Regions from separate parts of the Mus musculus genome. Here all the other regions are linked to region 1. The links are chromatin contacts, found by Hi-C or POLR2A ChIA-PET in ENCODE. All regions are on one chromosome and are shown on one strand. The core of a region is the stretch at or near the end of the contact, and the rest is flanking DNA. Distances in the headings are between cores, read along the strand shown. Region 1 holds the start of H2ax (H2A.X variant histone). Region 2 holds the start of Bcl9l (B cell CLL/lymphoma 9-like). Region 3 holds the start of Rnf26 (ring finger protein 26). Region 4 overlaps Cbl (Casitas B-lineage lymphoma).

Region 1 (6,861 bases), core at 1,336-3,835:
CTGACTTGGGATAGCTAAAGCCAACTTGCATTTCCTATGTAAAAAAAACATGAGGGGAAAGATGAGCCGACTGTATGTGGGTAGCCCATTGTAATTTACGAAGCTCGTTTACTTACATAGTATGTAATGCTTACAACAGCCCTGATCACGGAGCCAGAAACCAACTCCAGTACATAAGTACTCAGTACTCTTTTTTTTTTTTTTTTTTTTTTTTTTTTGGTTTTTCAAGACAGGGTTTCTCCTTATAGCCCTGGCTGTCCTGGAACTCACTTTGTAGACCAGGCTGGCCTTGAACTCAGAAATCCGCCTGCCTCTGCCTCCTGAGTGCTGGGATCAAAGGTGTGCGCCATCACGCCCGGCCTCAGTACTCTTCTTAGTAACCAGGGTGCAGAGGTCTCTGATTCAGTCAAATGAAATTATCTTCCCATTGCAGACTCAACGCAAAGACAGGCAAACTGGAAATGAGCTATTCCAAGTTCAAGACCAAGAACCTCTCTTTCCTGGGCACCTTTATTTTAAAGGTAACAAGGTAACAGGAGGTAAGGCCCGAGGCCGCCATCCTTAACTTGGGAAAAGAGAAACCTAGGCCTTTTCAGGCCCAAGGGGAGTTTGGGAACATCAAGAAGATCCCTATTCGTGAAGTAGATCTGCATAACTGAAGTCATCTTCACCTCTGGTCCCTGCAGGTAGCAGAGAACCTCCGGTTAGTGACAGTTCACCAAGGTGAGAGTGAGGACGGTGCCTTCACTGAGTGTAACAACATGACCCTCATCAACTTGCTACTTAAAGTCTTTGGGCCTATACATGAGAGAAACCTCACCCTGCTCCTGCTGCTCCTGCAGGTACAGCTCAGGGTGGGGCTTAGTAATGCCATGGCGTTTACATCTCTGGTTGGCCTTGCTTCTAATTCCAGTCCACTTCTCCCAGGTCCTAAGCAGCGCCGCCACCTTCTCCATTCGTTACCAACTCGTCCGACTCTTCTATGATGTCTGAGCTCCCTGACAGCTGCCCTTTACCTCACAGTCTCCATTGGACCTCAGCCAGGACCAGCCTCTGTCTGGTCCGAGATGACCCTCTGGTCCAGGCCTCGCTGACACTTTTGTTCTCAGCTTCTGCCATCTGTGACTACTGATATCCTGGATGGACACCTTGCTGGACTTGAAGTCCGCTAGTTGGACTTTGCCTAGGGCTTTCATCTTGCCTTGCCCTCCCTTTCTGTCCCATCTGCAGCCTCACCAGGTGGGCTTGTAGCCTCTATTATGCAAATATTCGTAGCTCAGCTTTCAGAGCGCTAACTCTAAAGGAATTCACCTGAGCCTTGAGAGAGAACCTGGGCTAGGGCTAGAGTTAGGGCTACATACTCCAAGGTGACCTCACATTTGACTATCAAATGAAGTGTTGTGATTGGGAAGCGTAGAGGCAGGGCCATGTGCTCAGAACGGTGACAATAAAGGACTGCCTTTTACTTGTTCCTCTAGTGTAGCATCCCCTCCCTCTGTCCTTTTTAACCTTCGTGGTGCTTCAGGAGTGAACACCGGGGCTTCCTTATACTTAACTGCTCTACCACTGAACTATATGCCAAGTCTGGTATATTTATTTTTTATATAGGCATTTTAGGATAGATTGGAAGGGTTAGACCGGGTACCTTTCCCAATAGGATACCGATCTCTGTTCCATCAGACCCTTTCTTGCAAAAAAGGCCTGTCACAAACTAAGACCAGACAGAACATGTTGAATAAATATCGCAGCACAAACTTGTGATAGCATAAAAGATCACAGTGCTCCATTTTCTGGCATAGGATTAAACTCCTAGGAGGTTTCATTTCGTTTCTTTTAAACCCTCCCTCCCTTTAATCTGCACTAGGGAGGCAGAGGCAGGCTGATCTCTGAGTTCCAGGACAGGCAGGGCTACTCAGAGAAACCCTGTCTCAAACAAACAAAAGCCAGATGGTGGTGGCGCACGCCTTTAATCCTCAGGCTTGGGAGGCAGAGGCAGGCGGATCTCTGAATTCAAGGCCAGCCTGGTCTACAGAGTGAGTTCCAGGACAGCCAGGGCTACACAGAGAAACCCTGTCTCGAAAAACAAACAAACAAACCTAAAAATAATAATGAACAAATAAACCCTCCGTCTACCAGATTAGAGGAGGGAGTGGGAAGTGCTCTAACCTGGAAGGAGAACGCTGCTTATAGTGTAGACCCTTTTCCTTTAAGACCAAAGACCGACTCAAATTTCCCAGAAACTGTAGAGGTAGCTCCAAGCTCCACCCTTCTAGTCTTCAGGTTTTGTTGTCGCGCCGTAGCGTTTAAATTTCGCGCGCTCTACACGGATTGGCCATTTCCAGGGGTGAGCAGCCTCCGGCTTGCGGCCACTCCGCCTTGTCTTCTTCCCCGGGTAAAAGGTTTTCAAATTGGACCAATCACTGGGCGCGTTCTCTCAGCTAAGGCGCGTCACCGAAGGGTTAATTGCAACCAACCAGAGGTGGGTATTAAAAAAGGAACCAATCAGGAGGAAGCGGGGGCGTGTCCAGGGAGTTTATAAGGCCGGGCTTGGCCGGCCAGGCGACCGTTGACTGCGGCGGTTGGTAGTTCGTGGTCTCTCAGCGTTGTTCGCAGCTCTTCTACCTCGTACACTATGTCCGGACGCGGCAAGACCGGCGGCAAGGCCCGCGCCAAGGCCAAGTCGCGCTCTTCACGCGCCGGCCTTCAGTTCCCTGTAGGCCGCGTACACCGGCTGCTGCGGAAAGGCCACTACGCCGAGCGCGTGGGCGCAGGCGCGCCGGTGTACCTGGCAGCGGTGCTCGAGTACCTCACTGCCGAGATCCTGGAGCTGGCGGGCAACGCGGCCCGCGACAACAAGAAGACGCGCATCATCCCGCGCCACCTGCAGCTGGCCATCCGCAACGACGAGGAGCTCAACAAGCTGCTGGGCGGCGTGACCATCGCGCAGGGCGGCGTCCTGCCCAACATCCAGGCCGTGCTGCTGCCCAAGAAGAGCAGCGCCACCGTGGGGCCCAAGGCGCCGGCGGTCGGCAAGAAGGCCTCGCAGGCCTCTCAGGAGTACTGAGGGGGCCCGCGCCGAGGCCGCCCAGCCCTCCCCACACCTCCACAAAGGCCCTTTTAAGGGCCACCACCTCCCTCACAGAAAGAGCTGAGCCACTTCGGGCTGCGGCGGCTTGCCGCGTCCCCATCCTTTCTCTTTCCCTCCTCTCCCCTCCCCGCCCTCGCGCCACTCTTCCCCTTACCCCGCACGGCCTCCGGTTCTGCCACGGAGGACGCGGGCGCCGCGGCACCTGCCCATCCCGGAGCTCGTGACATCGCTTCGCCGTTCTCGGTTGTGGACGACGGCTCCGTGCGGAGAGGCTGCGGCGCCTTCCCGGAGTCTCGGCCCCTCGCTCAGACGTCCGGCCGCGGTGGGCTTGAAGGTTAGTCCCTCCGCAGCTACAGCCCCGGCGTCTTTGCTTCAGCTTGGTGCTTAGCCCTCGCCTGGACCTTTGAAAAGTGACTTGATTGCCGGGCTTAGAGGAGGAGAAATGGATCACATTGTTTCCTTCGGTGTCACCGTTGCTGGCCTCATACCAGTTGACCCTGTCGCCATTCGTAGGCCAGTGTGGTGTGGCGGGGCCAAAAATGGTTGTAATGTGAACCCAGTTTCTCTAGGAATACCTCCCGGCAAGGGTCAGAGAGACGCTTACCGGCCTGTGGACAAGAGTTCTATACCTGCCGCAGGCGACTGGCAGCCGGGCCTAGCCATCCATCCCCTCTTCCCCAGCGACTCAACTACAACCCAAACACCTAGATACCAGCACAAGCCGGTGAATCCCTGTCTGGACTGAGCCTCTGGCTTCTGAACTGGAACTTTTGCAGCTATTACAAGTTTAGAACCTTAAGTGGGGAGATTTAATGGGCTAATTTTATTAAAGGATCGTTTGGTTTTGTTTTTTTAAAAAAGTGGTTTAATGTTGAATGCTGTAGTCCCAGGGCTGGACATATAGCTCCGTGGTAGAGCCATGTGCCTGGCACATCTTGGGAGAGAATGGGACTTCCCTTTCTGCAGGCCGTGGGAGTGGGAAAGGCTATGTAATCCACGAAGATCCCGTTGACTGAAGACAGGCTGTAGGAATTGAAGGCTGATTTTTTTTTTTTTTTTTTTTTTTTTTTTTTTTTGAGAACATGAGGCAAATCACAGCGTGTTTTACAACAGAAAGGTCTCAGACTCAATTCAAGTTTAAAAGGGCTTTGGGTTTATTCATATCTTCCCCAACTCTATCAGAAGAACCACATTCTAAACTGGTTTATTAGTGGTATTGGTTACATTCAAAGATTGGCATGGACTTTCTCTAAAGAGATGAAGCCCCCAACTACTGAGGGAAAGGCAGATATGGAGGCCCCAAGGTGAGGCATATCTTCCAAAGTGGAAGTCTCAACAACCCCGTGGTTCAATTTCCTGGGATAATCACATCCCTAGGGATGGAGCACAGGGCACTTGGAAGCCAGAAGTAGGCAGTGGAGTGGCAGCCAGGGTTCCTGTGCCCTACAGACCAGTTAGCGCACATCATTAAGCTGCCGTGCAACATCCAGGATGTTCTTGGCTCCTTTGTTGAGCAGCAAGCTGGCCAGGCTGATGCCCAGGTTCTCAGCAGCTAGCTGGGCTCCTCTTGGAATGTTACGGGCAGTGATTCCAACCAGTTGTGGGTCATCTTCTGGACCATCTTCTTGCTGGATGACAGGTTACAATTTTGGTAAGAGGAAGATTACAAGCAGTTCTATTTATTCCTTCCTCATCTCCCAGTCAATACCTGAACAGGGACCTGGATGGTGGCCTGCATAGTCTCTTGCATGCTATCTGAGCCATCTAGACTCCAGACTCCACCAGTCAGGTACAGCTAGGAAATAAAATGTTTGTACCAGGATATTTAAAGAAAGTTACTTAGATGTTTCGGTGCACATGGAAATGACAGTCCCTCCCCTCATCCATTTCCCTGGCTTACTTGCCCATCTTTCATCACTGTATGCACTGCTACGGGCACGCTGCAGCCTCCTTCCTGCAATGATATGTTCCTTTGAGCTCTAAGGGCCTTTAACACCACTTTTGACCACAGACCTCAAGGGGCCAGATCAAGGTCCTCTCCATACATACAAAACATTACATACTGAGTACTTGACAAATCTCTCTCCCTACTGCCCTTCCTGGTTTCCCCACAACACCATGGGAGGAGCCCATCTTACCAGGTGCCTCAGAAAAGCCCTTTCAGCAATGCAGCGAAGCAGAGTTTCAGGATCGTGCAACACACTCACTAGGTCCAAGATATCCTGGTCCTTGGCTCGGACTTCCACGGCTAGGGCTCCCTAAAGAACAACAGGCCTGATCTTCTCTAGTAATAGAGCTAAGCATGAGAAACACACCTCTACCTGCTTCCCTGGGTCTTATGCATAACAACCAAACCTGTCCCTCTCTAAACATCTTATTTGATGGATAGCAGGTGCCAAAGGTTATGAACCAGGTTCTCTCCAGGCAAACCTACCTGACCCACAGCATACATGCATTCTTCTGGGTGCAAAATCTGTGGAGAGAGACAAGATGGTGGGATAGGGGATGTTCAAAGGCAGTGAGCTAGGGTTTGCCAATCTAGGAAGCCTGGGGAAGGCACAGGTAGGAAGTCCAGCAATGAGTCCCAATATCCCTAGCCTGGGCTTCTGGTTGTAGTGTTGTTGGCAGAATGGTCAGGAAGAAATCAAGGCAGGAGAGAGGCAGATTCAATGGGAAGCAGAACAGGGCAGCTCCTACCTGGCCCACCCGGTTCTGCCAGCCCATGCGCTGTAGGCCAGCCACAGCCAGGACGATGGCACTGAATTCCTGCAGCTCATCCAGCTTCCGGAGGCGGGTGTTGAGGTTTCCCCGCTGTGGAGCGTTGCTAAGGAGAAGTCAAGACCTACCCAGTGCACCCTCTGCCCCACAGTCTCTTTTCCCCCCTCTAGCTAACTTTTAAAAAACTTTTGTTTTTGTTGAGTGGTGGTGTATACACCTTTAAATCCCAGCACTGGAGGCAGATACAGATCTCCATGAATTCAAGGCTAAATCTGGTCTACAGAGAGAGTTCCAGGACAGGCTGGGCTATACAGAAAAAGCCTGTCTAGAAAAATGGTAGAAATGAAAAAAAAAAAAAAAAAAAAGCTGGGCAGTGGTGACACATGCCCTTAAGCCCACAATTTGGGAGGCAGAGGTAGCCGGATTTCTGAGTTGGAGGCTAGGCTGGTCTATAAAGTGAGTTCCAGGACAGCCAGGGATATACAGAGAAACCCTGTCTCGAAAAACTAACTAACTAAATAAATAAATAATAAAATAAAAAGACTTCTTTGGAGTCGGGCGTGGTTAGAGCACGCCTTTAATCCCAGCACTCGGGAGGCAGAGGCAGATAGATTTCTGAGTTCAAGGCCAGCCTGGTCTACAAAGTGAGTTCCAGGACAGCCAGGGCTATACAGAGAAACCCTGTCTCGAAAAACCAAAACAAACAAAAAACAAAACAAAAAAAGACTTCTTTGGATAGGATCTCATAGTGTAGTCGTGGCTGTACTGGAACTTGCTCTGTAAGTTTTATTTTAGTTTTATGTGCATGGGTGTTTTGCATGCCTGTCTCCAAAGGCCAGAAGAGGGCATCAGTTCCCCTAGAACTGAAATACGAAATAGTTGTGAGCTACGGTGTGAGTGCTAGAAGTTGAACCGGGGTCTTCTGGAAAAGCAACCAGCACTTTAAACCCCTGAGCCATCTCTCTAGCCCCAGGACACACTGTTTTTAAAATTAGTTTTATGAAACATATCACATATTCACTGTAAAAACCAAAACCACTTAGCAGCACAGAAAG
Region 2 (7,085 bases), core at 3,696-6,195, 160 kb after region 1:
TTGTCACTGCTTTCACTGTCCTGTAGGTCCTGTAAGTCCTTCTTGCCCGAGGGTGCCAGGACTGACACTAGAAACCCAGTTTGGCCTTCCTGTCTGCCCTGCAGGAGATCACAGGCACACATCCTGTCTCATCACCCCACCCCCACTAGCCCTGGCCCACAAGCCCCTGCTTCCTGGAGGGTCATGGCTGTCTGCATGTCAACGTAGACAGAGGAGCTCGTGGCTACTCAGGTGCTGCCGGTGCCAAGAGCTTGGGCCAGGCCGGCAAGGCAAGGGATGGAGGATGTGTCTGCCTCTGGCAGTACCTGGGGGAGAGAGCAGAGTGTGGCAGGCAGTCTCTGGGCGAGGTCCCACCCGTGGTGCGCTGGCTGTGCCAGTAGCCTGCCCGCACTCCACTCCTCCCACAATGGCCCCATTGTTTCCAGTAGCCAGGCAGTTTGGAGGAGGTTCCTCGGTCACCCATGCCCCCCCTAAATAGGGGCCAGATTAACCCCTTGGGAGACTCGGACCAGGTGAAGGTCCCAGGAAGCTACCTGGCTCAGTTTTCCCCTGTTGAAGGGAAGCTTGAGGTGTCATTCCTTACCCACGTGCATACAGCAGCAGGCCACCTCCTGACACTGGGGTCACCCATCAGGAAGAGGTAGCACCTAGACCCTCCCCTGCCCCCACTCTAGTACAGGTGCCAGGGGGCAGGAAGTGCCAGTAGGGTGGCAGTGCAGTCCAGATATATCTGGGCGGTGGGGCTAATTCCAGCCACCACCGTTGGCTCCGCTGGCTTCTGCACTCCTTTCCTTCCTGTGAAACCAGAGCTGGGTTGGGCCCAGCTCAGGATTTCGGTGGATTTAAAGAGGCAGCCCATCTCTGCCAGCTTGGCTTCCTTCCCCCTCCCCAGGTGGGGTCTGAGGCCTAGAGAGGCCTAGAGGCCTTTGAGCACCTCATTTGCCCTGGGCTAACCCCTGGCCCGGGCCTCAGTCAGGGTACTAGGCACTCCTCTCTCCCAGAGCCTTGGGCGGGTGGGGTGGGCGGGGGTGGGCTGTGGTTTCCTGTGTTGGCTGTTTGTGCCTGGCCCAGAGTGCCCGCTGCCTGCCTGGGCTTCCTGCCCTGTCTTGTTTCCTAGTGCTCTCCCCCCTCCCCACCCCTCTCCCTAGGGGGAGGGAGTAACTAGGGATTGGGCATCAGTCTTTTGGGGGCACCCTACTGCCAGGGCATGATTACTTCCTGAGGTCTGGACTCACTGGTAATGGCTGAAAGAGCCAAAAGAAGTGAGGTGAACTTAGGCCTGTCCTGGCAAGGCCATTTGTCCCCACAGGCTCCAGAGGGACAGTGGTCCAGCAAGAGTAGAACTAATCTCCCACAGGCATTCTGTTTAAAGATCCTGCATTGCAAAGGTCTAGGATCAGCAGACTTGACGGTCCTGCAGGGTTAGGATTGTATGACCTTACCCTGGGGCTATAGGTGGGGCAGGCTGGAAACTCCCAGGTGAAGCCTCCTAAGCAAAACTGGTTTATTTGCATGGACTCCTGGGAGGGGAGTTGTAGCTAGGAAGGGGGGCAGGACCCCACCCCACCCCCAAGCCTGGAAGTCCCCACCTAGAGGGTCCCCACTAAAATAACACCTTGGGTCCTCTCTTTGAGCTAGGTTCTGAATCCCCAACCTCCTAGCTGAGTCACCACCTCAGGGAAACTTATCTGAGTGCTACAAGGAAGCTTCTGAGATCCAGGGGACACCAGGAGAAAGGGGACTTGGGACATTGTCTTGGGAACTGAATCTCCCTCGGCCCAGAACCTGCTCCCTATGAATCCCACATTTTTTTTCTCTAGATGTCTCTGCTCACTGCACGTGAGGGACATGGCCCACCCAAGCATTTCTCACTGTTCCCGGGGTTTCCCTGGCCTCGCAGACATAGTGCATAGGTTCTCCGATGAAGTATTTATTTTACTGATGACATCATTGGCCTTGAAGTGAAATGTATTTTGGTTGTTGTCGTCACCATAGTTGTTGCATGTGTACATCTGCGTGTGTGTGTGTGTGTGTGTGTGTGTGTGTGTGATAGCATCTCACTACACAGACCTAGATGGCCCGGAATCTGGTATGTAGCCTGGGATAGCCTACAAATGAGAAAGCCAGCCTCATTTTACCTCCGGAGTTGATCGGGTTGAAGGTGTAAGCCACCACAAGCATAAATAAGAATTTATTTTGTACAAAGAATCTTCTGGAACGCACTGTGTAGCTTGGGCTGATCTTGAATCCACAGACATCTTCCTGCCTCAGCTTCCTGAGCGCTGAGACTCTAGGGCTGAGCCACAGTTCCTGGCTTCCCCCGAGACGGTTGGGAGACTAGTGGGATGTCTGGGCTGGTCAAGCAGGCTCGCAGCCTGGAGACGGGCAGATTGCATGGGTATGTGGATGCTTGCCCAACTGGGGAACAGTTGTGTTGAACAGGGCTGACACAAAACACCCGAAGGCTCTGGCCATGGCCTTCCTTGTCTCCCCCCTCCTCCTGGGATTGCTCTCCCTAACCCTTCACCTGGGGCCTACCCTTATTTTAACACAGTGGAGGCCAGTGACCCCGCTTCAGGCTTTTTGTTTCAGAAGCTCAACAAGCATCCCAAAGCTGGCCTGGGTCCTATCTCAGCCGCCCAAGGGCTGGGATCATAGACCTCTGCCCACCAGGCCTGGGTCTGGCTTCTTTGTCTCAGCGGCAGCTTTGCCCCAGGCACAAGCTCCTGGGTTTGCTTCTGGCCTTTCTTTCACTCAGGTGACTTGCACCTGCTCCCTGTTTGTGAGCTTATGTCACCCTTCGCCAGTGTGGCGTCCCCAAAGTCCAGCCTCCCCCGACACGCCACATCTCACACACACCACATCTCCAGGGGCTCCCGGTGCTAGGGAGGCAACTTGCTGGTTCAGTGCTAAAGCATTTCCCTGCCAACCATTGGCTTCTCAAGGCTACAGATTTCAGGTGTCATCTGGGACCGAGCAGAGAGGAAGAGGGGTCTCTGGGAGCTGGGGCCAAGTCCTGAAGGGCAGACAGAGAGATGCTGGATGGGAAAGCCCTGACTCATCTGTCCTTACCTCAGCTCGCCTTGCAGCTGGGTGGGAGCAGGAGGCGGAGTCCTAGGGGGCACTTTTCAGATTCGCTGGAACTACTGAAGAGGACCAGTTTCCTAACAGCCCCTCCCTGGATTGTTATAGTAGTGGCCCTCCCCCTCCCACCCGTAGCTTATTGGGGGAAGGTTTTGAAATCTTGCTAGGTAGTTTAAGCCATCCTGGAACTCACAGGTTGGGCTTAAATTTGTGATCTCCTGCCTTAGCCCCCCAAGGGCGAGGGTTACAGCAGTGAGTCACTATGCCAAGATTAGGGTTCCAGTTTTTGAGATCCCTCAACAGAAAGTTCTAGATAGCCCGTCCCCATCCCTCATAACAGGTGATAAGTTCTGGGGGCTCATGTGTGAAAAGCCCACTGACTTGATTTAGACTGAGATGAATAGTCAGGGGCCCAAAGTACCTGGAGTGGGGGTCCTGGGTCGCCCATGCTGTCATGTGACCCAAGAGCACACAGCTTTTCTGGAACCTCAGTTCCTCCTTGTGAGACTGGGGAGATAGCTTTGAGAATCAACCAGGGATGGAGGTGAGAACTTAAACAGCAGGTCCTCTATTGACCAAGGTGATTTCCCCAGGACTCCTCAGTGACTTCTGCCTTTCTGTTCTTTCCTGGTTGTGGTGTGTGTGTGTGTGTGTGTGTGTGTGTGTGTGTGTGTGTGCTGCAAACTAGGTCCTAGGACTTTGGGATCTTTTTCAGAGACAGAGTTGGAGTGGGGAAGCCCAGTGTTCTATAGGGGTTAGACGGCTGCAAAGTACCTGGGAGGTTTCCCCCTTGCTTGGAGGTTCCAGCCCGGCTTCCAGCAGCTGAGCCGGGAGCTGGAGTGTACACGGGTGTGTCTAGCTGGACCTGTCGCGGGAAGAGCCTCTAGGGCTCAAGACTCCTCCCCTTCCCTCCCCCACCTTCTACCGGGATCTCTGCTGGGGGCGGGGAAAGGGGACAGAGCAGGGGGCGGTTGCTTGAGGTGTCTGTGTTTGTGTAAGTCAGCTTGTTGGTGTCTCTGTGGCCCTCTGTGTATTCTTTGTGACTGTCGGGCTCAACTTTCTATGGCTCCCTTGTGTCTGGGTCTCAGTCTTCACATCTGTTCAATGAGTCCACCGGCTATCCCTCTGCTGGGTGGCCGGGGTATCTGTGTGCCCCAGGCTGCCCGGCGACTCCGGCTGGTTCGCGCTGCCCAGTCCCTCGGGCACACCTCCGTCGGCTGGCCGTGAGCGTCTCTAGTTTCCTGGGCTCCGTGCGTGTCTTTGTCTCCCTGTCCACGTGTGAGATGTAAGTGTGCGTGTGAGTCACAGAGAGGTGCTTGTGGGTCTCTTAAGTCCCAGCTCTGTGCGCCCAGTCTGCCCAACCGGCTAGCGCCCTTTTAGTCCCTGGAGGACTTGTCCATGTGTCTGTCTGCGCGCCCTCCAGTGGACCCGGGAGATCCACGCTGCAGTCCTGTCCGCTTCCCTCAACCTCGCTCGCTGCCTCGCTGGCTCTCTTGCTCCAAGCTCGCTCTGTCTCTACACTCGGGCTTTGCCGAAGGGGGCGGGGTAGGGGGGGTGCAAGGGAGGGGGGAGGGGAGGCTCCTGCATTCTTGCGGTCGGGGAGGAATCTGAGCCAGCGTTACTGGTCTCCAAAAGAGCCCAGCTGCAGCCTCGGGGCCCCGCCAGGCCTCTCGCTGCCCGCCCGGGCCTGCCGGGATGGGCACGGGCTAGGCCTGGAGCTGGGGGCGGGGCAGGGCAGTGCGCCCACCCCGGCCCCTGGGAGGCTGCAGCGCCCGGGGACAGGGCGCAGTGCTGGGGCGGGGCGTGAGGGATTCCCGAATCCTGGGCGAGGGGCGTGTCTCGGAGCGGGAGTCCCCCAGTGGGCCAGAGCAGACCTCGCAGCCGCCCCACGCGTCACTTTTGCGACCAAGCCTATTAGTGAATTCTGACTCTACAGCCCTTGGAGGGGGGTGCCTAGGGTGGGGGGCTTGCACGATACTGCAAGCTCCCCGTGGACAAGGTGTGGAAGGGATGGGGACTGGACTGGTCTTTAGGATTGAGAAGTCCTCTCTCTCCAATCCTATCCTACCCTATCCAGTTCCTTAGTCCCGGGGCGTTGGGTTCTCCCTTTCCCTCCCCTTCACACACCCCCTCCCTAAGTCACAAGTTTTCTCTTTGGGGCTTGTTGCTGCAGTCCCTGCTCCAGTACCGAGTACCTGGCTGGGCCCTGGGCACGCACAGGGGTCGTAGCCCCACTGTGTGTGGGAGCCATGAGGATCCTGGCTAACAAGACAAGGTGTGTGGGTGTCACGGAGGGTGGGATATATGTGTGTATGGAGAGTGGGGAAGGGAAGGGCCCATGATGATGGGGCCAAGCTGTTTGGAGAGGAGCCCTTCGGGCACCTGGTTTCCTGGCCACCAGTGGGTTGAAGGGAAGTAGCATGGTAAAGTCTGGCCCCAGGCAGGAGCTGGCAGCCAGCCTTAGCGCCTGGGCCCAGGGGGCAGAGGAGACTGGCAGCTAGCTTTGCCTGCTTCTGGTCCCTTCTTCCCTTCTAAAACCGTTAGAACAGACCCTCATCCTACCCTAGTGTTGGGGGTGTGATGGCGCCCTCCAGCCTCAGTCTAGTCGGGGGTAGGAGCTGGAGTGGGGGTGGTGCCTGCCTCCCTCCTCCCCAGGAGAAGCGGGCAGACAGGGCCAGGCGGCGGCAGCAGGACAGCAGAGCTGAAATAAATCTGAGCTGGTGTGGAATGAGGGGGGATAAATATCCTCTCCCGTGATGTGATCTTTCCAGCGGCTATTAATAGGTCTCCGGGGAGGGGGAGGCGGTGGGGGGAGCGGGCTGGAGCTTAAAGGGCCCGCAGCCTAGGCTGCAGGAATCCATGGCTTCAAGCTGTACTCTTGTCTGCTTGACATGCCCCCCCCCCCAATCCCTGCCTGCTGACAGGGCCTACTGGCCCACCCTCTTCAGGCCTTCCCCACTTAGGCTCTGGGGAGTCTTCTGGACCTGTGGGTACCACTCTCGGTTATGCTTTCCCTAGTACCCTAGGGAATAGGGCTCGGGCTTGAGCAGTGACTCACAGGTCCTGTGGCCCTTCTCAGCTAGTTGTCAGGGCACAGCGTAGTTGAGGTCTGGGGCCTTGGAAAGGAGTCTTAAACCCTAGAAGGTGCGAAGAATCCATCAGATGCTAGGGAGAAAGGGCTTTAGTGGAAGCGCTGGATCCTGGGGCTGAAGGTAGATAGATTCTGCCAAGTCAAAGCCCAGGGTTTCCATTTGAGTTGAGCCTAGAAGATAAGGAACACTGTTCCATCGCCACTCCCCCAGGTGGACAGAGCTCTGCTCTTATCTGAGGAACTGCACAGAGGTAGGGAATAGCAGGTGGTCTCCAGATAGCACCTCACCACCCCCTGCATTGTTAGGAGAGAGCTAAAGTCCAGGCATGCCTGATGCCTTGCAGGATTAATCTTTCCTGTTTCTCCTCCCTTTCCCCAGGTTACCCCACCCCAGGAGGAGAGAGGCTCCAGGGAGTCCACCGCTGTCCCCTCGGGGCCACTGCCCCCCTGCCCCAGCCAAGCCAATGCACCCAGAAAATAAACTGACCAATCATGGCAAGACAGGGAATGGAGGGGCCCAATCCCAGCACCAGAATGTGAACCAAGGACCCACCTGCAACCTGGGCTCCAAGGGCGTGGGGGCGGGGAGCCATGGGGCCAAGGCCAACCAGATCTCACCTAGCAACTCAAGTCTGAAGAACCCCCAGGCAGGAGTGTCTCCTTTCAGCTCACTCAAGGGCAAGGTGAAGCGCGAGAGGAGTGTGTCTGTGGACTCTGGAGAGCAGCGGGAAGCTGGGACTCCATCCCTCGATTCAGAGGCCAAAGGTACTGTATACTGTATTCCCTCACCTCTAGACTTCAACATCATCTACAGCCCCGAGTGAGCGAGACCCAAACTGCTCAGAGACCAGCCCTTACTCGAGTCTCATCCTTGTGTTGCCACCCAACATGTATTGTTTGTAGTAACTTT
Region 3 (6,422 bases), core at 2,118-4,617, 220 kb before region 1:
GTCCTTGGCCCCACCCCGGCTCAGGAAGTTTATCTTCTCTAATAAAATGTTTATCCTCCACATTAAACAGAGACTGCAAGGAGCCAGGCTTCAACCCCCTGGTGGGGAGGCAAGCCCTGCCACGGGTCTCCAAGCTGAGGTGGAGAATTTGTCTCCACTGTGCTGGGCACAGCTTGGGTAGGCCAAACCATAAAGTATGAGGCTGACCACAGGCCCCCTGAGGGCTCACCACTTGTGACACTCAGTTTAACAGACTTAGACTAACGATAACACACCCAGGTTTGCCAATTCCAGTTGCTCAACTTCTCAATGCAAAGGAGAGGGACCTCCTTGAGGGCCCGGCATCATCTCCCTCATCCAGAAAACAGCCGCAGAGCCTGTGCATCTACATGTCACATTAAATTATGGGGGTGATCCCCTAATTTCCTGCTGGCAGTGGGAGGGGAACTGTATCTGGGGGGGGGGGGGTCGTCTAGGCTTCCTGTGTCTTCCAGATAGGCCCATAGGCTCTAGTTCACACCTGCAGCAAAAGGTCCTACGCTCCAGCTCATCACAGTACCAGGCCCTGTATCAAGACACAAAATAAGACGCAGGGCATGGGGCATAGTGGCACACGTCTTTACTCCCAGCACTTGGGAGTTCAAGGCCAGCTTGGTGAATCCCAGGACAGTCAGGGATACACACAGAAACCCTGTCTCAAAAAAAAACAAAAACACAGACAAGTACCAGCCCCTCCAGGAATGGGAGGGCCGACTGGCCTCCAGGCAGCAGATTCTGCTCTGTCCACGGGGAAAGGTTAGCACAGTAGGAACACAGGAAGAACAGGGACAAGTTCACATTCTGCTCATAAGAGTTTATAACGCAGTACAGAGAAGGCGACTCAGAACCACTGACTGCAAGGCAGGTCAGAAGGGCAGGCACTAAGCAGCCATGCTTGCTGTGGGCTTTCCTCTTGGCACCGCCAGTCGCACAATCGCCTCATCCCCACCCCTGAAGCTCGCCATCCAGTTGCTCGCTTCTTATTCTAACTACTCTCAAAAGACCTGGAGACAACACCAGCTGACCGGCTGCTGGAGGACCACTCCCAAGGACCACACTTAGAGCTGTCAAGAGAACTTTATTCATAGAAACTGGGCAGTCCGACCGACTAAATGGAGCTATGACCCCTGAGGCCCAGCCCCTCGTTTGGACCCAAGTGAAAAGTGCGGGATGCCCTCTCCACTGCCGGAGAGAGCCCAGGAGGAATGCTATGTTCTATGCCATGTAGGGAATGAGTAGACATCTGGTTGTTCCTTCCGAGGCTCCCCATGGAGCTGGGGTGCCTGAAGGTGAATGGTCCCAAAGCCAGGTGTAGCTGCACCCCTGTACTCAGGGATAAACTCCTGACTCCAGGTCCTGGTCAAGTTGGGAGTCTTTAAAAGACAGTGACAGGCAGAAGGGCATCTGCAAGTTTCTACTCCCAGACCTACCAGGGCAGAGGCTCTGGCTGAACATAAAGGTTCAAGATCCAAACCAAGAAAAAACAAAAAAGAGAAAAAGAATCAAGATCACTCTAAGGCCCATGAGTTTCCAAAATCCTCAAACAACACTGATGTGGCGTGGCGTGGCGTGGCCTGGGGGAAAGGACCAAAAACTCCAACAAAAGAGCCAGAAGCAGAGAAGGACAGCCCTAGAGGCAGGCATCTGGGTGGGCCCTGGCAGGCGCAGCACAAGAGCCCACCACAGAGTCTCAGGGCCCTTGCATAGTGACATACTCACCACCCTCAGCATCTCAGGGCCCCACACAGGATTTAGAGAAAGTGTTACTCTGTCCCACCCAGACTGGAGTCTTCCAGAGTATTCCAAGCTACACGTCCTGGATATATGGCTTGAGGCTTGGCAGAGTCGCCGCCTTCGGGGGCAAAGAAGACTCAGGCCAGAACCCAGAGGCAAAGTGTTGATGCTGTCCCGGTGTGTGGAGCGCAGAGGATGAGCAGGCAGGGAGGGAGTCCTCAGAGGTAGACATTGAGGGTTTGCAGGATGCTGCGGCGGCAGAGCGGGCAGTTGCGATGGTAAACAGGGTGGCGCATGAGGATCTCAGTGCAAGCCTGGCACAGGCACAGGTGCCGGCAGGGCAGAAGCAGCACCGTTTTGCTCTGGTCCTGGCAGATAACACACTTCTTCCGCTCTTCTTGCTCCTTCAACAGCTTCCATGGGTCCTGCCCAGCGGCAGGCTCGTCCTCGTTGAGTTGCTCTCGGCCTCTAGCTGGTGCAGTTCTGATGACCTCCTCTTCTGCTTCAGGAGGAGTGTCCTGTGGCTGGATCCTGGCTGAGAACACCCTCCTGGGGCCACCTTGGGGGGCTCCTGGTGCTCCTCCCCGATTTGGCCAGCTGGCCAGTTGTAGGCTGCGGCTCCAGACTCTGCGCCAAGCCTCCAGACCTAGTGGAAGGCGAGTCAGCCGTACGATATCCTCCCAAAGCCGGTGGTAAGATGGGCGGGCATGAAGCTGACTGAGAGCTTGAGTGGCCAGCCTCAGGGTTTGTTCTGGGTGCAACACAATCAAAATCACTGCCAGCACGCAAGCCAGCAACACCAATCCAGTGAGATGGAAAACCACACAGCTGGCCAGCAGGCGGGCGGCTGAGGCCAACAGCTCCAGTGCTAGCTGGCAGGGGGTCCACAGGAGAATGGCCATAGCCACTGCACTGCTGGAGATGTGAGCGAGGAAAGCAGCCACCACGTCTGTCATCCTCCAAAGAGGCCCCGTTACAGCATCCCACAGGGCCAGCACCAGGGAGAAGAAGTTCTGAGTGCTGATGAGGCAGATGTTGACTAGACTGTTGATCACATAGGCCACCAGGCTCATGGCAATAGCACATATGTCACAGGCCTGGCGCAGCAAAGCATGGCCATTGGAGACCATGTTCAGGATGCCCCGATTCAGGAATTCCCGGCTCCTCAGAGCTCCGTGGGAGGCCAAGTGCCCCAGTAGCTTTAAGCTCTCCAAGCCAGAGTAGCAGCTATAGAGGAGCGTCCCCAAGGCCTGCAGTCCCCCGAAGGTAAATCGGACCACAGCTTCAACTAAGGCCAGCAAAGAAAGCAGGAATCCTCGACCCAAGTGCAGAAGACTGGTAAGTACCGTGTGTGGCAGATTGTAGATGAAGGCCAAAAGCCAGGCCAGGGTAGCCAGGAGGGAGGACACGAGCAGGAAGTTGAGATCCAACATCAAGGTCAGCAAGTCCAGCACCAGGCCCACCCCATTCACCACCAGGTAGACAGCCTCCATGATAGGGCTGCGAAGTTCAGGACAAAAGGAAGGCTGGCTCCTCAGGGAAGGCGGTGTCAAGGTTGCCACTATTGTGGCGAGATCGGAGTGAATTTGGAAGGGATGCGAACGTCTAACCAAGGAAGAAGCAAGGGCTACAGAAGTGGGCTTCAGGGAAGACTTTTACAGAAGGGAACGGCGTCCCGGCTTGGAAGGCGGAATGTTCGGGAGCGAAGAGGTGAAACATCTCTAAAGTGACAGCGAGCCTGGACCGGAGGAAGCACCTCAGCGTTAGGAGCCTGGAGCGGTAAACACGACAGGGCCACGGGTCAGACCGGGAGGAGACCCGCAAGGATGGGACGGAGTCGGGAAGGGCCGGGTCGGGGCCGGGTGGGGGCGGCGCAGGCTGGGCGCGGGCTCGCGGTCCAGCCACGCAAGTGCCCCTGTCCCCGCCCGGCCCCTGTCCTCCCGCTCGCGGCGAGTGGCACCCAAAGGGAGAGCGGGACGGAAAGTCAGCCTCGGCAAATCCCGAGCGCGGCCTCGACTCCACTGGGCGCCGCCATCTTGTTTGCGAAGGGACGTGGCAAGCAGGGGGCGGGACTATAGCCTGTGGCCAATCAGTGAGGGGCAATGGGCAGAAATGTCGACAAACCATTGGTGGTTTTGAATGGCGCCCAAAGACAGTTTCCAATGAGAGGGGTGGAAATGTGTTTATAAAGCGCCCCCTCCTCTTTGAAGTGGTGATAGGTCCGTTAGCATGTCGGTATAATTTTCCCTCCCTGTCCCGCTCCGCCCCTTAAAGAGCCAGAGCCACACTTTAATGAGGCTGCCTTTAAGTGTTGTGGCCCCAACTCCACCTGCTCCCGATCCTGCGTGCATTCTTGGAGCTCTGGGCTAGGCTCTGAGATAGTACCTCCTCCGCGTACGCTGGGACCCCCGCCTCATCTCATTCATTCATTCATTCATTATTTATTTATTTATTTATTTATTTATTTTTGGGTTTTCGAGACAGGGTTTCTCTGTGTAGCCCTAGCTGGCCTGGAACTCACTCTGTAGACCAGGCTGGCCTCGAACTCAGAAATCCGCCTGCCTCTGCCTCCCAAAGGCATGCACCACCATGTCCGGCTCATCATTTATTTTTTATCATTTATTAAGCACTTAACATGCCTTGGAAATACAACCCTTTTTAAGATTATCGTCTTATCTCAAGCTATTCACAAAGTGAAAAAGATTGTTAAAGGAGATCTGTTGTCATTGAGAAAAGGAGCCACAGAATGAAGGAGCTCTGCTTTCTACCTTGACCCCTATCAACATGTAGGCCATCTGTAACCCATACATCAAGAGCTCCAGTGTTTTCTACTTACCCGGAGGTCTCTCGGGTGACTATCATACTTGTTAGCCTTAATTGTCAACTTGGCACAGCCTGGAATCATGTGAGAGAAACCTCAATTTAAGGGATTGCCCAGGTGGGTTTGGTCTGTAAATTTGTCTGTGAAGGATTCTTTTGTTAATTGACAGAGGAGGACCCAGCCAACTCTGGGTAGCAACATTACCTAGGCAGAGGGGTCCTGGACTGTGTAAGAAGAAAGCTTGTGGAGAGTGACCCAGGAACTGTACCAGCTAGCTAGCTAGCCTCAGCCTCCATGGTTGGCAAAGGTAATGTGTAACTCCAGGCGCCTGCCATGACTTTCTGCCCCAGCCTCCCTCAGACATGTACTGTGACCTGAAGGTAAGATAGACAAACCTTTTCCTCCCCGCAGTTGCTCTTGGTCAAAGTGTTTTATCACAGCAACAGAAAGTAAACAGGACACTTATCCTTCCCCTGGTCACCTCTGTTTGTTTTTTTAATTTCCCACTTGTTTGGAATTCAGATTCTCTGTTGCCAACTCTGAACAGTGAGTAAGCCCTTCATTTCCTTCAAGCATCGCCCATGAAAGACGCGAGTGCTTGCCTCGAATTGAATGAAGTACACCCTCAGCACTACACATCGAGGCTTCGTAGGGGCACTTGGGAGGCAGAGGCAGGCGGATTTCTGAGTTCAAGGCCAGCTTGGACTAAAAAGTGAGTTCCAGGACAGCCAGGACTATACAGAGAAACCCTGTCTCCGGGGTGTGGGGTAAGTGTGTGTGGGGGTGGGGGTGGGGAATAAGTAAATAAATAAAGCCCAGCCAGTTAGCAGTATACCTTAGTCAGTACCTAGGAGGTAGAGGCAGGCAGAGCTGGTCAAGTTCCAGGACCAGCACTACATAGAGACTCTGTCTCAAAAAAAAAAAAAGAAAGAAAGAAAGAAAAGAACCAGAGAAATGGCTGAGCAGGTTGTCAGGTCCCAAATAGCAGAGCTGTTGACACTATCTTAGACAGATTCTGGCTAGGTAAGCAGAAGGGTTGTTACCAGGTAAACAAGCCTAAAGATTACGGTTTATTAGAAAAGCAGATCTCTTAAAGCAGTTTCTGTTCACCAGGAAGTTCTCTTAACCTTCCCCCAAAGGTCAAACCCTCTGCCAAGGGCACCTAGTTCCATTTCAATCTTGACAGCTTGTATCAGCTCAGACCCCCACATCCACCTCACCGTCACATAAAATCTGCTTTTCAGCCACGTCACCCCTCTCCCTGCTTGTCCCTCCAGCCCCCAAACACACCAAGAGATGGTCTTCACAGTCTGATTCCAAATAAATCTTTCTTTCTGCCCACGGAGCAATCTAGTTCAGTAGTTTCTCTGTGCCATGGCTTATACGGGTAAAAAGTCTGGTGGCCTGCACCCAATTCCCAGCAGACGGGAGAGAACCGCTTCCACAGATACATGCAAGTGCGCACGCGTGTGCTAACCTGAGTGCACACACGTTAGAGACCCAGGAGGGTGGCAGGTGTCTTCTATCACTTCCCACCTTATTTTGACTCTGTTCTCTGGCCAGTGGGTTCCTGATGCTGGAGAGTCAAACTCCTGTCTTCTTACTGCACACACAGGAAGTGCCTAGACCATCTCTGAAGGCCTCACGTGTGGGTTTGGTTTGGTTTTGTTTTTTTTGTTTTTTTTTTTTTTTGTGAACCTGTGTCTTCAGCCTGCAGCTAGTCAGGTGTGGATCCTGAAGCAATTTAAATTTCCTTCACCAAGTTTGTAGAGCTGGGACTGCCAGCATTACCCACAGCTGGAACCCAGTTCCCTACACCCACAATCAC
Region 4 (7,284 bases), core at 4,729-7,228, 160 kb before region 1:
TGATCTTGAGGAGTTGGTTCACATAAACCTGTCAGGTCAGGATTTTGATTTCGTCCATCAGGAAACAAATAGCTTTTAAGAGACAAAGGCTAATTTATCAGTACAAACTAAAACAGATAAGTGAGAACTATGACATTTTAAAAATAAGTAACAAGGGTCTGAAGGGGTAACTCTTTGGTTAAGAGCACTGGCTGCTATTCCAGAGGATGGGGGGAGGGGTTGTTGTTTGTTTGTTTGCTTTTGTTTTTATTTTTAAGACAGGGTCTCACTGTGTACCCCTGGCTCTCCTGGAACTTACTGTGTAGATCAGACTGGCCTCAACCTCAAGAGATCTTAGCTCCAGAGTGCTGGGCTTAAAGGTCTGTGCTACTACAGTCAAGAGGATCCAAGTCTGATTACCAGCACCCTAATGGAGGCTTACAACTGTAATTCCAGTTCCAGGATTCTGATGCCCTCTTCTGGTCTCCTCAGATAATAGGCACACAAGTGGTGCCTATTTAGGCATGCATACAAGCAAAACATACACAGAAACAGCAACAACAAGAAGCCAGGTATAGTATCACACACCTTTAATCCCAGCATTTGGGAAGCAGAGGCAGGCAGATCTCTGAGCTGGAGGCCAGTCAGGTTCACATGAGTTTTAGGCCAGCCTAAACTGAGACCCTATCTCAAACAACTATCACCTTGGCAAGCAGGTTATATCAAACAACTAGCAGATGGGTTAGTTTGTCAGCCTGTATTTTCAATGAATAGCCATAAATAAATATATTGTTTTTGATTACTAAGGGAGGGCCTCATTATGTAGCCTAGGCTGGCTTCAAACTCACAATCCACTTAGTCCATCCAGTTCTTGGAGTGCTGGGACTATGGTGCATGCCGCCATGCCCCTGACTTCCATTTGCTTTTGACTAACAACTTCACGTGACACCAATTTACAAGTGTTGTAATAGGAAGCAAATGAAGCCAGGGGATATCTCTAAGTAGTTTCTGGCATCAAACTGCTCCAGTATTAGGAGCAGAATGTTTTCTTGCCCCAATGTAGAGATGATACATAATAGAAAACCAATTTTCCTGTCACTTTAGAACACAGCTCATTTTTTGATACCCACAGCAGTATTTTCAGTGTTTATTGACTGAAAATGAATTTGAATTCCCATAGGAATGATAATTCAGGAGTGAGAACTTAGCCATAAATATTAGCATATATCACAAAAGCCCAAGGCTTGAAAAAAACCTGCTAAACCAGAATAAAACTAGGTTGAAGGCAACCAAGGTCTGCTGTCATTGGAACATCTAATTACTCTCACATTGACTACTTAAATAAGCAGCTGAATATGTCCTGATCCTTGCATAGTTTTTAATTCTAATTTGGCTTTAGAACTAAGTTATCTGGAAAAAGAGGTAAAGTATATTTGTAGTAATAACTAGAACAACAAAGAAAGTTAATCTCATACCTAGAGAACCCCTCAAATGAGCAAAGCTGCTTCAACCTCAAGGACAAAGCAAGGTGGCATGTTAATACATTCCTAAAATGTCACCTGCAGAAGAACCATGCACTAGAAGCCACTAACAAAGAGGTAGTGAAGTCCTCCAGTTCCTAGATTCTGAGAGAAAACAGAAAGCAGCAATACTCACAAGCCTTCCCTGAAGCCATCAATCAGTGCTTGGAAGAGCGGTTTATTGTGTGGGATTGTCTGCAGAATGTTCCCATCGGCAGTAACATACCCAATAGCCCACTGACCCAAACGAGTACAGCTCAGCCGAAAGATGTAACTGAGAACAGAGATGACCAGAAGTTTCAATATATATGCTGGTATTCAATAGAAGGCAGGATAGAGACAAAATCAAAAAGACCATTAAGAATAGCTCCTATAGGGGGAAAGGATGAATACAAATGAAAACAATGTATAAAAATGTAATAATCAAAGTCCTTTCTCTGTTGCTAACTTGAAAAGAACTGAAACTGACTTTTCAAGGGCCTGGTGCATAGCTTAGGGAGAGTGAGGACTTAGTATGCTACAGGCATGGCTTCAATCTCCAATTAAAAGAAAATCAACTTCTCTAATGATCTCAGAGCAGAAACAAAAGACATTTAACCTCATTGTTCTAATTTTAGACATAGGGTTCTGTGATATATTTCAGGGTGGTCTCAAACCATCTTCCTGTTTCAGCCTTCCAAGCTCCTACACACTGGGACTCCCAAGGACCAGCATAAACCCCATTCCAGATTGGCTTAAAAACATTTACTAAATCACAGGATTTGATTAAGTCAAGTCCTCGGACAGATCAATCCTATCCCTAAATCTGGGCTCCTGGGGAACCAACATGATCACGTTCCTTCAACTCCTAAGAGCGTCATGAAAGCCAGCAGGAGACCTGCAAGCTCACTGACCTGCCAGGTTTGTGGATGAACTTCTGCAGGCGCGCTTTCACTTCATCGTATGTCAGGAAAGCCATGTAACCAGGGTGAGTTACAGCAAGGCTGTTCCAATTTCTGAGCAAAGAGGACCAGGGCTAGAGAAAGAAAACATTCATCACAGACCATTCAGTGTACACATACACTCAGCCTCAGAACAATGAATAACAAAAAGAAAAAAGCCCTCAACTCTCAATTACGAATTCAGGTTTGTTCCAAATTCTCTATTGTCATCCTATGGGAAGACAAATCTATTTGGGAGAGTAGAAACATTGAGAGCTAAGAATACAAACTGCCTTTATAGGGAGAAGATGACACACACAAAAATTTACTCAGCAATTCTAACCAGTATTAAAGTCAAATAATAATAAAACCCAGAAAAACAGAATAGGGTCTATATATGCAATTATTAAGTCCTTAATGAATGAATGTTTATTCAAGCTGACACACATACATTGAAATACCAATGCATTTTAGGGTTAACAATCTAGAATGCAACAGGGAGCCAAGTATGGTGGTACATATTGCAATCCCAACACTCTGGAGGTAGAAACAGATGGGTCAGAAGTTCAAGGCTAACCTTGGATATATAACAAACTTGAGTCTACTCTGGGCTACATACGATTTTGTCCCCCTCTCCAAGCCCCCAAAAAAGAGAGAAAGAGTTGAACAACAGAAAAACAAGTTGGACACACACATCAAAGGAATAAAAGGATAGGCTTTGAGCCCAGCACCTTTCCAACTCTTGGGAATGCCTTCCTTATCTTTCTTTTCTTCTTAATCTTCTTAAAAAGTATCTCTCAAACTTATTGGATGACATTTGTATTTGCATATGGGTTTTATCCAGGAGAACATGGGCACAGGGTCTCTTCTCAACACAGAGCACCTTCTCAAGGATTTTGGTTCTCAAAAAAAGGATCACTACATAAATTTAAATAGCCAAGGTAGGGATGATTCTCTTAATTGGCATGAAACTTTTGCTCCTCTATATTTTCTTTTTTTTTCCTTTTTTGTTTACTCTTCTCTCATATATTACTTCCCAACTACAGTCTCTATTCCCTCCTCTCCCCTTCCCTTGTTTTTAATAGACTCTCTATTTCTGCCACCACTTGCCTACCCCAAAGGGATAAACTATATCCCTTTCTGTCAGTTCTATGACATTAAAATAATGTGAGAGGATATTCAAGAACAACCAAAAAGACACAAGACAAAAGATTATATAGCCATTTAAAATTTTGTTTTGTTTGAGATGTCTGACTGTGTGTACACGCATGCACACACATATCTGGCTAGGCTTGGAACTTACCTTGTGGTTCAGGCTAGTCATGACCTTTTATTCTCTTACCTCAGCTTCCCCTGGTCTGCTATTACAGGAAACGTGCTATCATGTCTAGTGAGTTTTGAGATATTATGTGTGTGTGTGTGTGTGTGTGTGTGTGTGTAATTTATTTTATGTCTAGGAATATTTTGCCTGCAAGTATGTATGAGTAGTACATGTACGCAGGATGCCCACAGCTGAGAACAGGGCCATTGTCTCACCTAGAACTAGAGTTACAGTCACTATGGGAACTGAACCAGGGTCCTCTGAAAGAGCAGCAGGTGCTGTCAGCTTGCCTCTAACTCACTCTATAGCCTAGGCTGGCCTTGAACTCAGCAATCGTCCTGCCTCAACTCCCTAAGTGGTAGGATTATAATTGCAAGCCACCATATTCAACTTTTATCTTTTTTTAAAAAGAGCTTTCTCCTTAGAAAAATAGCAGGTTAGTCAATGACTTTAGAATCATACCTGAAACAGCCGTGTAAAAATATCAAATTCAAAGACAGAAATATAATCATTGCAGGTCAGATCAATAGTGGACTTCAGAGCCATGGCCTCCAGCCCAGAACTGATGGGATGCACTTCATGCAGGGCCTGTCGAAAGCTCTTCCACGGGACTATCGTCCTGGGAGGGATGGGTGAAAAGGCACGGTGAGAACAGGCAACTGCAGACACTACCATCATCAAATGACACCAAGCAAGACACATTAGGCTCCCAATATTAACAGCAATTCTCTCACAGAAGCCAAGTTATATTTAGACTAAGAACAGAAAGAAGGAAGTAAAGGATGTCTGCTGACTTCCTAATGAGTAACAGAGATGGTTTTCTACAGTTTCCTGGCCAAAACTATCACATATTGATCCCTTTTTCATCTTCCTACAGCATTTGTTCCACCCTAGAAGTACAGGAGAAAGATGAGGTCATGCCTTGTTTTATCAGTTTTACCATCGAGACCCTGGTCAGCCTTAACTTTCCATCCTCCTTCTCAGCTTCACCATGCTGAGAGGAGAGGTGCAGACCACTACACTAAATTTTCCTCAGGAGAAGAAGTCCCTCTACGTAGGCTTGGCTAGCCTAGAAGTCAGAAAGATCCACCTGTCCCTCCCTCCCAAGTGCTAGAACTAAGGTGCGCCATCCTACCTGGCTTTATCTGAGCTTTGAAAATCACACCAGTTCTTATTTTGCGTAATAGACTTTTAATTTTATTTTTGTAGTGTTGGGAACTGAACCAGGGCCTTATGTATGTCAGACCAGCAGTATAATCTTTATAATTTTAGCCAGACATTAGTGTTTTGGAGGGCAAAAAAGCTGACCAGGAACTTTTGTGTTGCTGCCTGGCCTCAAACAGATTTCCAAGTGCTGGAGTTATAGGTGTGAACTACCATGCCTTGCTCAGCATTAACATTTTTTTATTAGTACTATTTTTCCCCCTGCTAAAGACTGAACTTTGGGCATGGATTCTAGGCAAGTGCTGTGCAGAACAAATCTCTGAGTTCCAGGCCAGCCTGGTCTACAGAGCAAGTTCCAGGCCAGCCCGTAACCTCACACAGAGAAACCCTGTCTTGTAAAGCACCAAAAAGGAAGAATATAAACTCATACAAAGCAATTATGCAATACTCAGTGGGAGGGGCAGGTAAAACTCCACAATTTACCAATAATATTCTTAGCTATATAACTAAGGAGAGATTCTAGCTTACAAAAATAATTATGACCCTGCTCACTGTTTGCAACAGTAAATAATTTATAGGGCGAAAGAGTTGGCTCAGTGGTAATATCAGGTACTACTCTCCCATAAGACACAAGTTCAAGTCACAGAACCCACATCTAGCAACTCACGACCAACCACTTGTAACTCTAGCTCCAAGAGATCTGACACCCTTCCTGGCCTCTGCAGACACTGCATTCACAGGTATAAACACAGACATATACAAAGAGTAAAAAAATTTTAAGCCCATAATTTGAAATGTAAATGCTCATTAACAGGATAGACAGGGAGAGAAAAGGAAGAATATTCAATCAAAGAACACGGACTATCTAAACTGAAGTTGTATTTGTTTAAAGACTGGAGAAAGCAGGACATCCAGACGCCTGCCCACCACGTGGGGTCCACAGCTGGAGCCACTACAATGTGCAATTATGGTGTGGAAAGATGGGAGAGAAAGAGAAGCAGAAGCGCTAGAGCACTAAAAATAGAGGCCGTATTGGAGATAAGGGGTAGGGGAGGACGTGGGGTGGAAGGGTCAGGGGTGGAGAGGAACAGCCTGATGTGAGTAGCCTGCCCTGCCACCTGAGGCCATGGTGAAGTGCCAGCACATACTGATGCTGAGAGCCATGTCTGGGTCTGTGGCCATGCAGCAGCAAGGGTCTGTGTCAATGTCCATGGCTCATATTACCACCAAAAGCATGCAGCTATTCCTACTTTGGGCTGTTGCCTGGGACCTCATTGATGTCCAAGGGCTATGCAGAGCTAGCCAAACCTCTCACTAGCTGTAGTACCATGTCTGGGTAGCACAGTAGAGCTGGCCTTGGTGGAGGGGGTGAGGCTGAGTCAGCCCTGAGGGGAGTGGAAAAGCTGGCTCTGCCTCTCCTCTTTTGAGCATACAGAGTAATGAAGGCCAGATTCCCCTACCTGCAGCTTTTCAGCAGTCAACAGCAGGAGGTCACGAGAGTGAATGAGACAGCTGGCCCTGTAACACTCAGGAGAGGGGGCCCTGCACCTCACCTGGGCAGCACAGGAGCTGGCCCTGATAGCAAAAGCACCAACCATGAGCTTGACTGGGCTCCCACCCCCATCCCTCAACTGCAGCACTCTGAAGAGTAGACTCGGTACCTTGTCTGGGTAGCACAGTAGAGATGGCCATAATGTCGTGGGGGTGGGTAAGCTGGCCCTACCCCTTGTCAGCTGTAGCACTAAGGGAGATAGCTAGCCCTAGTGGTGTGCATGTGTGCAGGGAAGCTGAAGGCCTGATCAGCTCAGCTACCACCCATGCTCAGGGCTTTGAGATGGCTCACCCCAACATCCACCCCATCTATGACCTGCTGGAGCACATGAGGGCACCCATTCCTGTCTATCCAGAGCTACAGGATCTCCGTAGCACAGGGCAGCACTAGGATGGACGAGAGGAGCAGTGTTAAGGATCCAGTGTTAATACTGGAGCAGAGGCCAGGAGCCTTGAACCAGACCAATGAACACTTGCAAGGAACCAAAGAATATACTGTGTGACACACTGTGACACACACAATGAGATTTTTTTTCTTTTGGAGGGGGAGGTAAGGAGGAAACAAAGAAGCTGGACAATGAGTGGGACTGGGATGCATGCTGTGAAATTCACAAAGAATCAATGAAGAGGTTAAAATAAAAAGACCGGAGAAAGCTGGGTATGGTGACACACATCTTTGATCCCAGCACTCGGAGGCAGAGGCAGGCGGATTTCTGAGTTCGAGACCAGCCTGGTCTACAGAATGAGTTCCAGGACAGCCAGGGCTACACAGAGAAACACTATCTCAAAGAGATGGGAGAAACAAGTGTCCCTAGCAAATCTAGGAAGT

What was found. A loop is a pair of places that touch in the nucleus more often than their neighbours do. ChIA-PET counts read pairs that join two places held with the same protein, here RNA polymerase II (POLR2A).
Region 2: POLR2A ChIA-PET joins it to region 1 with 24 read pairs in embryonic stem cell. The contact joins the promoter of Bcl9l here to the promoter of H2ax in region 1. POLR2A ChIA-PET finds 5 or more read pairs at or near these places in 3 of 5 experiments (Patski and embryonic stem cell).
Region 3: POLR2A ChIA-PET joins it to region 1 with 11 read pairs in embryonic stem cell. The contact joins the promoter of Rnf26 here to the promoter of H2ax in region 1. A Hi-C loop is called at or near these places in 1 of 37 maps with a recorded cell type or tissue (left cerebral cortex). POLR2A ChIA-PET finds 5 or more read pairs at or near these places in 3 of 5 experiments (Patski and embryonic stem cell).
Region 4: POLR2A ChIA-PET joins it to region 1 with 12 read pairs in embryonic stem cell. The contact joins the enhancer-like site here to the promoter of H2ax in region 1. POLR2A ChIA-PET finds 5 or more read pairs at or near these places in 3 of 5 experiments (Patski and embryonic stem cell).

The regions. Positions count from the first base shown.
Region 1 is chr9:44,332,130-44,338,990 of GRCm38, forward strand. H2ax (H2A.X variant histone) reads left to right here and starts at 2,586. Exons shown (of 1, transcript NM_010436.2): 1 at 2,586-3,948. The coding sequence starts at 2,633. The coding sequence ends at 3,064. It overlaps Dpagt1 (dolichyl-phosphate (UDP-N-acetylglucosamine) acetylglucosaminephosphotransferase 1 (GlcNAc-1-P transferase)), which reads left to right. Exons shown (of 9, transcript NM_007875.3): 7 at 434-521; 8 at 687-842; 9 at 928-1,766. The coding sequence ends at 993. Hmbs (hydroxymethylbilane synthase) reads right to left here. Exons shown (of 14, transcript NM_001110251.1): 9 at 5,786-5,899; 10 at 5,523-5,561; 11 at 5,227-5,346; 12 at 4,989-5,042; 13 at 4,797-4,883; 14 at 4,219-4,716. The coding sequence ends at 4,543.
Region 2 is chr9:44,494,191-44,501,275 of GRCm38, forward strand. It overlaps Bcl9l (B cell CLL/lymphoma 9-like), which reads left to right and starts at 4,946. Exons shown (of 9, transcript NM_030256.3): 1 at 4,946-5,083; 2 at 5,258-5,359; 3 at 6,555-6,940. The coding sequence starts at 5,334.
Region 3 is chr9:44,109,684-44,116,105 of GRCm38, forward strand. It overlaps Rnf26 (ring finger protein 26), which reads right to left and starts at 3,368. Exons shown (of 1, transcript NM_153762.3): 1 at 1,098-3,368. The coding sequence starts at 3,266. The coding sequence ends at 1,992.
Region 4 is chr9:44,164,818-44,172,101 of GRCm38, forward strand. Cbl (Casitas B-lineage lymphoma) reads right to left here. Exons shown (of 16, transcript NM_007619.2): 4 at 4,203-4,359; 5 at 2,393-2,514; 6 at 1,636-1,773; 7 at 1-72. Among named protein-coding and RNA genes, the nearest start is that of Mcam, 34 kb to the left of the region's middle. Within about 2 kb of position 5,979, at least 1 of the 3 ENCODE cell types and tissues checked has a DNase peak (open chromatin) inside an H3K27ac peak, as active enhancers do.